2 separate regions of the Homo sapiens genome follow, and region 1 is linked to region 2. A link is a contact called in ENCODE Hi-C or POLR2A ChIA-PET data. All regions are on one chromosome and are shown on one strand. Each heading gives the region's core, a stretch centred on a gene start or an enhancer-like site at or near the end of the contact. The rest is flanking DNA. Distances are from core to core; before and after follow the strand shown. Region 1 overlaps DCLK1 (doublecortin like kinase 1). Region 2 overlaps DCLK1 (doublecortin like kinase 1).

What was found. Hi-C counts contacts between places; a loop is a spot of excess contacts on that map. ChIA-PET counts read pairs that join two places held with the same protein, here RNA polymerase II (POLR2A). Pooled maps may share reads with other maps.
Region 1: a map of heart right ventricle shows a loop between it and region 2 (4-fold over the local background). The contact joins two enhancer-like sites. A Hi-C loop is called at or near these places in 14 of 168 maps with a recorded cell type or tissue (Right ventricle myocardium inferior, dorsolateral prefrontal cortex, gastrocnemius medialis and 5 more) and 12 of 50 pooled maps. POLR2A ChIA-PET finds 5 or more read pairs at or near these places in 1 of 52 experiments (activated B cell).

Annotation. Positions count from the first base shown.
Region 1 is chr13:35,871,588-35,876,945 of GRCh38, forward strand. All of the region lies in intron 4 of DCLK1 (doublecortin like kinase 1), which reads right to left. The region is part of intron 1 of LOC105370163 (a long non-coding RNA gene); the gene reads left to right. Among named protein-coding and RNA genes, the nearest start is that of LINC00445, 180 kb to the left of the region's middle. Within about 2 kb of position 3,309, at least 5 of the 41 ENCODE cell types and tissues checked have a DNase peak (open chromatin) inside an H3K27ac peak, as active enhancers do; they include dorsolateral prefrontal cortex and heart right ventricle, where a contact is called at or near this core.
Region 2 is chr13:35,950,667-35,955,436 of GRCh38, forward strand. The region is part of intron 3 of DCLK1 (doublecortin like kinase 1); the gene reads right to left. Among named protein-coding and RNA genes, the nearest start is that of DCLK1, 180 kb to the right of the region's middle. RefSeq lists enhancers at 2,981-3,110, 3,141-3,250. Within about 2 kb of position 3,090, at least 5 of the 41 ENCODE cell types and tissues checked have a DNase peak (open chromatin) inside an H3K27ac peak, as active enhancers do; they include dorsolateral prefrontal cortex and heart right ventricle, where a contact is called at or near this core.

The DNA of each region.
Region 1 (5,358 bases), core at 2,059-4,558, 79 kb before region 2:
TGGCTAGATTGGGAGTGATATAGGCTAATAAAGAGGTGTTTTGTTGGGTTTCTCTCTACTCACTCCTTGAGTTATCTGTATATGTGGGTCTCTTGGGATAAACTGTTGTTGCTTCCAAGGAAAATGTTAGAAGAAAGGTCAACCTCATAAACCAAGAAATGTGGTGGTGGAAGATTCCGCCCACCACAACAGGACCAAGTTTATTGCCATGGGTCCTCACGGAGATAGTTGTGGGTCTTTATGATATGTGGGAGATGACAGCATTTGCTTGGAAGAGGTAAAACTGGTGAAGAGGTGGTATTTCCCTGCTGCAAGGGCATCCTGCCAGCCTGTGCCACCACATGAAGCTGCCACAGATTTTATACTGTGTCTGTGAAATGGTTTGTGGCTTGAGGATAAGAAACAACTTCACTTTCATTAGATTTAAATTCTCAGTGTTCATGTCCATTATATTCAATGCTGAACATCTTAAATGGCAGAGAGTTTTCTATTTCTCTCTTAGTGAGCTCCCTTGACCAATTATGATGCTGTACAAACCCACATATCTTGTTCTTAAGAAACTGCTTCTAATAATTAACAAAAAAATATATGCTTGTAAGGATAATCAATGTTCACTGTAGATGGAAAAATATAAGGCATATTTTAAAACACCCCCAATAACCCATGATCAAATGATACTTTATTTTTGGAGGGGGGTATAGAAACTTCTAGAATTTTTGTCTATGCATTTATATATTTCAGCATTAGGATTTGTTCATATGTGTTGATCTGTTACCAACCCTTTTCACAATACAGTATCTTGTGAGCATTTTCACTCTGTTATTTAATGGCTGTTGAGCATCTGACTGCATGGAATACCATAATTTACTTAACCGAATTCCAACTATTGAATATCTAACTTGCTTTCAGTATTTCACTGTTATAAATAATTACTCAATGACACCTTTGTAAATGAGTGTGCAGTTATCCTATCACTCCCTTAGGACAGATTTAGTCCCTGGCACTTGACATTTAGTTTCTAGTAGCCAGAAACCAAGGGCACACTGTGGGTGCTCAAAAATATTTACCGACCCTTTTCTTTTTAAAAAATTATAAATTCAAAATTTAAAAAATAGCAATAGCTATTTGTTCTTTCCCCTTCAATATCACTACCTTTGTGATATTGTTCTTTCCCCTTCAATATCACTAACATTTTTAATAGTGTAAGGACCTTACCATAGCTTTTCTAAGCTTATATAAACACATATATACATAGCCAGGTTTTTGTTTGCTTTTTATAAAAATGGCAAGATAGCGACATATTTTATACATTTTCCATACTTATATATTATAATCATCTTTCTTGGTCAACCCATAGCAATCAAAACTGTTTTTCTAAACCCTGCATCATATTTTGTAATATGTTTATATCACAACTTATTCAATCATTCCCCTATTGATAGAAAGTCAGGTCACTCCTTATATTCTAATTTCTTCTTTATATTTTCCAACTTAAATAAAAAATTTTAGAGACAAGCCGGGCCAACATGGTGAAACCCTGCCTCTACTAAAAATACAAAAATTAGCCGGGTATGGTGGTGGGCGCCAGTAATCCCAGCTACTCGGGAGGCTAAGGCAGGAGAATCACTTGAATCTGGAAGGCAGAGGCTGCAGTGAGCCAAGATCCCAAAAACATAAATAAATAAAAATAAAAAAATTAAAATTAAAAAATTTGCTGAACAAAGTGGATTTGGTGAGTTCAAAGAGAACTTCTTAAAAGCTCTGAATGATGCCCTCCAGAAAGTCCAACAAATTGTACTTTTTTTTTTCCCCTCAAGACAGAGTCTCGCTCTTGTTGCCCAGGCTGGAGTGCAGTGGCGTGATCTCGGGTCACTGCAACCTCCACCTCCCGAGTTCAAGAGATTCTCCTGCCTCAGCCTCCCAAGTAGCTGGGACTACAGGGTGCCCACCACCATGCCTGGCTAATTTTTGTATTTTTAGTAGAGGTGGGGTTTCATCATGTTGGCCAGGCTGGTTTCAAACTCCTGACCTCAAATGATCCACCCACCTCAGCCTCCCAAAGTGCTGGGATTACAGGTGTGAGCCACCATGCCCGGCCTCAAATTGTACTTTTATAGACAATGAGTGGTCATTTGCTGGGTCCCTCACTGAGGTTAGGTATTACATTTTCAAAAAATCTTTGCCAATTTCTAAACAAATATTGGATTTCCTTTCTTGAAATCTGAATTGGTTTGATTGCCAGTAAAGTTGTACATTTTTCCCACACGCATATTAGCCATTTGGATTTCTTCTTTTGCAATTACTTATTTATGTCCTACTTTCTCTTATTGGTTTGTAAGAGTGCATTCTATATGAAAGTTTAACACTTAGTCTATCATGTTATAAATATTTATCATTGTAGGTAGTTGTTGAAATATGTTAGCTTTTCAAATGTGGTGAACCTTTTTAGTATAGTAGTTTTAAATTAAACTACTTTAACTTTTCCATTATATATTTTAAATCCCATTTTACGCTTTAGTAACAAAGAACTCATAATCATTCCAGATCTCATTCTGATGCCTGACTTCAAAATTTTTCTTCCCTATCCACGCAATTTCTAATTTTCTAAATTCAAAACATGTTTCTCTCTCTTATATATTCTGAATTGCTTTATATAAACATCGTTTCCTATTTTTTTCTAACATCTAAACTAACAAAGTAGTTTAAATTGTTTAGTAAGAAAAGATGTGAGTTTATATGAAATACAGATGTTATAAGACTACAAACAGGAGATAAGTCATGGAGGAGAGTGTGTCCTAGAGAGTCTCATGAATTGAAATGGGGGAAAAGAAGAGGGAATATTAAAAAAGAAGAGGAAGCAAATTCTGCCTTGTGATATTTCTTCTTCCTCCACTTGTTTTCATAGCCCAAAGCAAAGAGAAATGAATCAAGGCATTACAGAGCCTGCCCAGTCTTCCCCAACAGTTACTTGGGCCACTGTCACTGTTCTGGCCTGCCCAGTGACCCTGCAAGATATTTCTGTTTTTTAAAAAAAAGAAAAAAATCTATACATACAGGAATATTGACAAAAATTAAAAGATAGGAGTAACCAAGAAACAACATTAACAACGTCAGAAAATACAATAGGAAAACCAGGACCGTTCCCATGGGACAATAACGCCCAAGGTGTCCGTGGAGATTTTGATTCGCAAAACAGAGCTTTGGAACGTGCCAAGGAGATCTCAGATTAGCTCATGGCTCTGACCATGCAACTGACAACACATCCTGGAGTTTGTCCTAGCTTTGGCCTCTGCCTAGCCTTTTGGAAGTACACTAGCAACCAAACTGGAATGCCACAATGTCGCCGGCCCATTGGCATGCTTCCTCGTACATTTTTATCACGTGGCCACTACGTGCCAAGCATCGAGAGCTGCAGGCATGATGGAGAACAATACAAAGTTTTGGAACTCAAAACCTTTACCATCTGGTAATGGTGCATAGAGTCTTTTCACCAGTGAGGCCTCTTTTTGCTAATTTTTATTTCATGGACCTCATGTTTGAAAAATGTTAGTTTATGCAACACATTGTTGTTAAGTAACATTCAATTTTCTCATTTTAAATAAAAATCAAGATGATCATGAGGGCAGATGACCAGAACTTTTTGTCCCAGGTTATGAACATTCAGAGGTCACATAAATTTAAAACAATGATTTTAAAAGCTCAGCATCTAGTTAGCAAGAATGAATAGTTAAGATAGAAAGCTAACAGATGGTACACATTGTTCATAATATCCATCTGTGATCCACAATGTGAATTTAAAAGTTGGTTTTAGGGTTCATGGCATGCTGTTTGGCACAGGTGCCAGAGTTGCTAGCTGTGGCTATAACTACCAACCAGCAATCCAGGACACCATAATAGAACCAATCTTACCACACTCAGTTGACACTTTTCCAAGTACCAAAAAGAAACTTGGTATTTCTGTGAGGCAGCTCTTCTTATCAGAAGAAATGTAGGTATTTCATTAAGTTTTTGAAATATTGGAAAAACTTGTGGCCTCTTATCATGCTTCCAAAGCTTCCCTTGCTTCTCCTGAACTGAGTTCTCACCATATTATTAATCAGTCAGAATTATTCATTTATTAGTCCGTCTCCCCACTCCCATACTCCATTGGATACTAACTAGTCCCTGCCATATTAAAAAGCATGAAGTAGCTGCTCGATAAATATCGGCCCAAATTGCTGCTGATCCTGTTACTACTTGTGTGAACTCTTGGTATTCACTGAACTAACCCAAACTCTCATTGTACACCCAAGAAAACTGAGTCTCAGAGAGATGAAATGACTTGCATCAGAACCCAACTCTCTTGGGTTGGTGGCTTCCTCACTACCCCCAGTATCTGATGCTGTGGCCTAAGCAAGCTGTTCCATGGTGACGAAAGCCTGGGAAATGTCTATCGGTGTCCATGGTCAGGGGCAGACAAATGGGTGATGGTGCATCAGGGGAAGAACTGCAAGCAACTGTTCTCATATCAACATTAAATAAGAAATTCAAGATATGAAAGCTACCTGTCTATCAAATGTTTAGTATATCAGAAAAAAAGAGAAACAAACTGTCTTTCAGAAATGGAGTTATAATGAAGTAATAGCTTGGAGGATCATGGAGTCTGAAAGATAATTACAAATATTTCAACTCTTGGACCACTTGCCTTAAGGATAAGAGTGATACTTCATGAGTCATATTGTGGATTAGAATAATTCCAAAGGCTTGGGTTGAATAACAAAAACAGAAACAACAACAACAGATTTATAGTAACTACGTTTTCTAAAATGGGTCAACATAAATCCAGCTGAAGAATATTGCAGTGCCAAGCCGTAAATTATAAAAAACAAAAACAAAAACTCCAACCATCTTTCCAAATAAAGTTTAGATTTTCCATGTTTTAATTAATTTAAATAGGAATTGTATTTTATAATGGTGAAAATGCAGTGAGGAACAAATGCTGCATGGCTTCAGAGAGAATGCCAAAATCTACATCAGCTGATAACCACAATTTTGAAACATTGTGAATAATATGACCTAAATGGCCAGTAATGTAGAAAACCTTTTTGTTGACACAAAGGACATTTTCATAGCCTCAGGCAAGGAAGAAAGCAGTGCCTTCCATTCCCCCTCTCACATGGGGGCATTTGCCTTTGGGGGCCATCACTTCTTTACTCTGATGTTTCTTGGCACCCCTATATTTCACTGACCAATTCTCTAAGAGGACTGTATTTCCTTTGGTGGTGGAGAAACTGGATGACCCAGACTCTCCTTAAGAAAGATGACACCGAAGGACTGTAGGTAAGCCACTTGAAGGAAGCTAACAGATGGTAATTTCTC
Region 2 (4,770 bases), core at 1,840-4,339:
GAAGCATTCATCATGATTAGATACAGGGCAGACGCAAAGGCAGAAGTATCAAGTTTGAGAAAAGAGAGATGTCCAACCTGTGGAGAAGCACCTTTCCAAGCTTTTCTGTTCCACCTCCATGCTCCTGTACCTCCCAGGAGAGTTGATGTTGTCAGAGCCTGCTCTTCTCTGTGGTTTCACTACGGTCAGAGATTCTGCCCCTGCAATAACTTTCAAACCCAGGCCTTTCTCCCACCCTCCTCTCCTTTACTCCCAGCACCAAGTCAGTCCAGGGCTCGTCCTCCTGCTTGTGGACCCTGGCATTTTACTCTAGTGGATTTTCTCAGCCCTACCGCCTTTCTGTTTAATCCATCCTGTTTAATTCTGTCAGTCTACTCTTCCTTCACAAATTTTCAATATCTCTCTCCATGGCTCAGAAAGCCATCCATGGCTTACTATCCTCAAGTTAAAGTTCATCTTTCTGAGCTTGGCATTCCAGATGCCTCAAAATCTGACCCCAACCTACCTTTCAAGCTTCCGGTTTTTTTAGTTGGGACATGGTGCCTGATACTTAAATAAGCATTTGTTGGATGGATGGACGATGGATGGATTAATGGATGGATGCATGGATGGATGGATGGATGGATGGATGGATGGATGGATGGATGGATGATATGGATAGATGGACGGATGGAAGAACTATGTCCTAACCTGAAAAATGTTTCAATTTATCTGCTTTACCTGTTTTTCTTGAAAAAGGGCTTGTTCTTTCCTATGTGTTTGTTTTTTCTATCTAGTATCCTTTCTTACTCTTTGCCTGTTCGAATCCCTCCTATAGCCTATTGCTCAGTTGCAGATTCAAGCCCTACCTTCTCTATCCACTCTAATCCAAAGTGACTCATCCCTGCTCTGAACCTCTACCCATTGATCAATACGTGTTTACTGAGTGCCCATTATTTGCCAGTCACTGGGCTAGGTCTTGAGAATATGGCTGCCCTTATCCATCACCTCTTCTTTTCTAGTATATGTTTACAGACTTATGATCCAAATAATTCCTGTTGCAAATCAGTAATTCAGCCGAGAGTGACTTACATTACCTTCTAGTGGTTTTGTCAAAAGCTGGAGACAGGTGATATCACTCCAGCTCTTGCTCTGCCACCATCACTGACTTGCGCAAATCAGGAAACCTCCATCAGCTATCTTGAAATGAGTCCTGTTTCTGTAGATCCTAGCTTCAGTCAGAGCAAAGGCAGTGTCTCGCGTTAGGTGCCATTTCTTTTGGCACCATGGAGATGTCTGCTTAAGCTGTTCCCTAAGAGCACAGCACTATCAACAGAGCCCAGCTTCTGAGTTAACCCAGCACTTCCACTTGGATGTTAATCTCTTTGTGTCTCGGTTTATCATATCAGTTGTTTCAAGATGAGTTAAGACGATGAATCCAAAGAGAATAAGTCCTCAATAAAGTTTAGCTTTTTTTATTAGCCCAAATGTATTTTTACTTCTAAATAAGTATAAATCGAGTGCATACGTAATATAAATGGAAAAAATGTTTAAAAAAGCAAACACACAGTATGTACCTCCTAAGTTTTATACCAACATGCTTCTTTTCTAAGTTGATTTGAAGAAAATGTAGCAAACGCGTGCCTATTCTTGCTTTGGGAATAAGGATTCTATCAGTATCATTACTTTGATGAAAGAAAGACACACTTTGAATTAGCATCAGAGAATGGGTGGAAAGCTGGTAGAAGCTGCTAACACAAAGGTGGGACACGGTTTATACCACTGACTTCCATTAGGCTTCCACAGAATGATGCTGCGAAAAGTCATTTGTAAGCATATTCACCTGATATAACAAATGTGCTAAGGACCACTGTCTTAACTCAGGGCCTCTTGAGATCTGTCACCAACTTCTAGTTTCGTGACAACCAGAGATTTTTATTCCTCTGAGAAAACTGCTCTCTGTTGAAATATCTCCACTGCAAAAGATACTGTATGTGTAATATATGCAATTCATAAGCCAGGTAATCTGTTTATAGTACATGACACTTAATATTCTGTTGACTAATTTTCAGTTTTTACTTAGTGCTTTGGTTATTATACGGAAATCTAACTCCAATGTTGAATTTTTTTTAACTCCAATGAAAAACAGTCCATTTATTGCATGAGACTCTATGTGATGGTGCTTAGCATTATGCCATACCCACAATACCTCAAAAAACATGGGTGATTATAATTGCCAGATGTGCTGGGAAAAGTCCTTGAACGAGGGTCAGGATACCTGGGTTCTGAGCCCATATTGGCCTATAACTGTTGCATGAACTTGGATGAGTGACTTAAATTCTCTTGCTTATCAGTTACTGCATTGGTTCTAATATGCTTTATCACAGTAATTATATGATAAAGATAAAATAAATATGAAAATACTCTTTTTGGTGTGATGTACCAACAGGAATAGTTCTGTATACATTACTACATTTCATCTTCAATATACATGATAACACTGAATCCTTTCAACTCTGAAAGAGACAAACTCTATTTGACAATAATTTATTGGTATTAGTATCCCCATTTTACAGATGAAAAATCCAGCCAGGTTAAACAGAAAATCAGTAGGAATTTGAACGGAGGTCACTTAGAACCCAAATGCAGGCTGTTAACTACCAAGCTGTAGGAAAATGAGTCTATCATGCACCCTCACATTTGCATATTATAAATTTCAGCTGATAAAATCATTATGATCAATAGTTACCACATATATTGTATATTAATAGTATATAATAAAAACGGTGTCTAATAAACCCCCCTTTTTAAAAGAAGGAAGTTCGAATTATTCCTTTGGCTCAAGGAAGACATATTCCTTTTTCTGACTCTCTTTATGTGAAATCTGAATTCATATCTTTTCCATTAACTTGTCATTACGCACAGTCGTCCCAAGAGACTAAGCTGCTTACGAGGAAACAAAACGCTACAGACAAATATGGACTTCCTCTCCTCTGAGCTTCCGGCCTGTGTTGCTCTGCAAGGGCAGAGATTCAAACAAAGGCAATAAAAGCATCTGCTGTTTACACATTTCCAAAGCAGGACCGTGGAATCCATTCCCCCTCACTGGAATAAGATCTCCATGGTGACGCTGACTTCAGGGAGCTGGGCCAGTTTCTCAGCAGGGCCTAGGCAAGGATATTTTCTTTACAAGAGCGCCCTCTTCAAACGAAACAGGGGATATCTCTGCAGCCCTGGATGCATTTGAAGCCACAGAAGTCATTGTGTCTTTATCAGGTGTTTTCCATTGTATCAGAGACACCAAAATATTTTGCTGTCATCCATTTAAATAATATATTTTAAGCAAGAGAATAAACCATCACAGAAGTAAAAACGAATAAATTCATTCCATCTATTGCAATTATCGAGTATGGCACATTATTTCTGTTTTAACTTTCTTTTTCTTTAAAATACTTCATTTGTAATTTCTTAAACTTCTTAATACCAGTTAAAGATGGCAGGCTTAAACGTTCTGTAGCTAACAGTTTAATGAGATGCTCTTTACCAAAAAGGAATGCTTACACTGCTTTTTTTTTAAAAAAAAATCTAGTTACCTATGTATCTAAGGTGCCAAGTCAACAACCTTCCTCTTTCTGCACAATTCGTAATGTGACCATTATAATTAGCTTTCAGTTAAAACTTGGCACATATGGGGCTCCTCGTCCTGCCAAAACTAAATTGAGAGGAGGTTCCTCTTCCAATTTCATTCCATACTTGGCTTCTTCTCTCCATTCTTAGCAATGAACATTTTTATGCCACATGATATTATAAGTCAACCACTGTGAATTTTTCTGTCCTATAATCATGTAATTCCATATGTTTCTGGTTCTAAAATATGTTTACAATCAGTTTTATAGCCAAATATTAGAAGCGTGTTACGTTATTGTCATAAAACACATTCTCCATCCCTTCTTTACATTTTTGTTTTCATTCTTTGATGATAAATTTATGAAAGTGATAATTTATTTTACTCTAGTTCTTATGGCTAGAAGCTTCTAATAAAAAATTCTTTAAAGAATCTCTGGATCTTGGCCAGAGGAAAATATGTGAATAAAAAATAAATTAGTTAAATAATAATAATTAACAGAAAGAAGAAAATAAAGATCCTCAAAGTACTCTTTACAAGTTTAAAACATGAAGCTCTAAGACTTTTTTTTAAAAAAAATGGATAATACTGTTGAAATTCAGAATAGGCTAGGAGATAACACTCAAACTAACAGGCTGATGCTTAAAGAAATAGAAAAAGGAAAAGTTCTCCTTTGAAATGGTAGCAATTTGATTCGCTGGGTCAATCAGAAAAAGTCAATTATGGAATTGAAAGTGTATTCCTTCCTTGGATGTGTTCTCAGCTGCTGTAGTTGACATGGACATCAGCTATTGCAGCCTTCTGTTGAACATACCCTCTGACCCAGGAATGCACCCTTTATGCATGGATCACCATCTTTCATGGACTCAGACACACCTAAGCAGACTGCAACCTATTCTAAATGATTCATCCTTTATTATCTATCCTGTTTTTTTTTTAATGCTAACATTTCATTCTCTTTTTAAAAATGTGTCTCTTAGTCCATTCAGGCTGCTATAACAAAAATATCCTAGACTGGGTGGCTTGTAAACAGCAGGCATTTGTGTCTCACAGCCCGGAGGCTGGAAGTTCAAGATCGAGGCACCAGATGATCTGGTGTCTGGTGAGGGCCTGCTTTCTCACTTTAGCCTCACGAGGTAGAAGGGACAAGGGACCTCTCTGGGGCC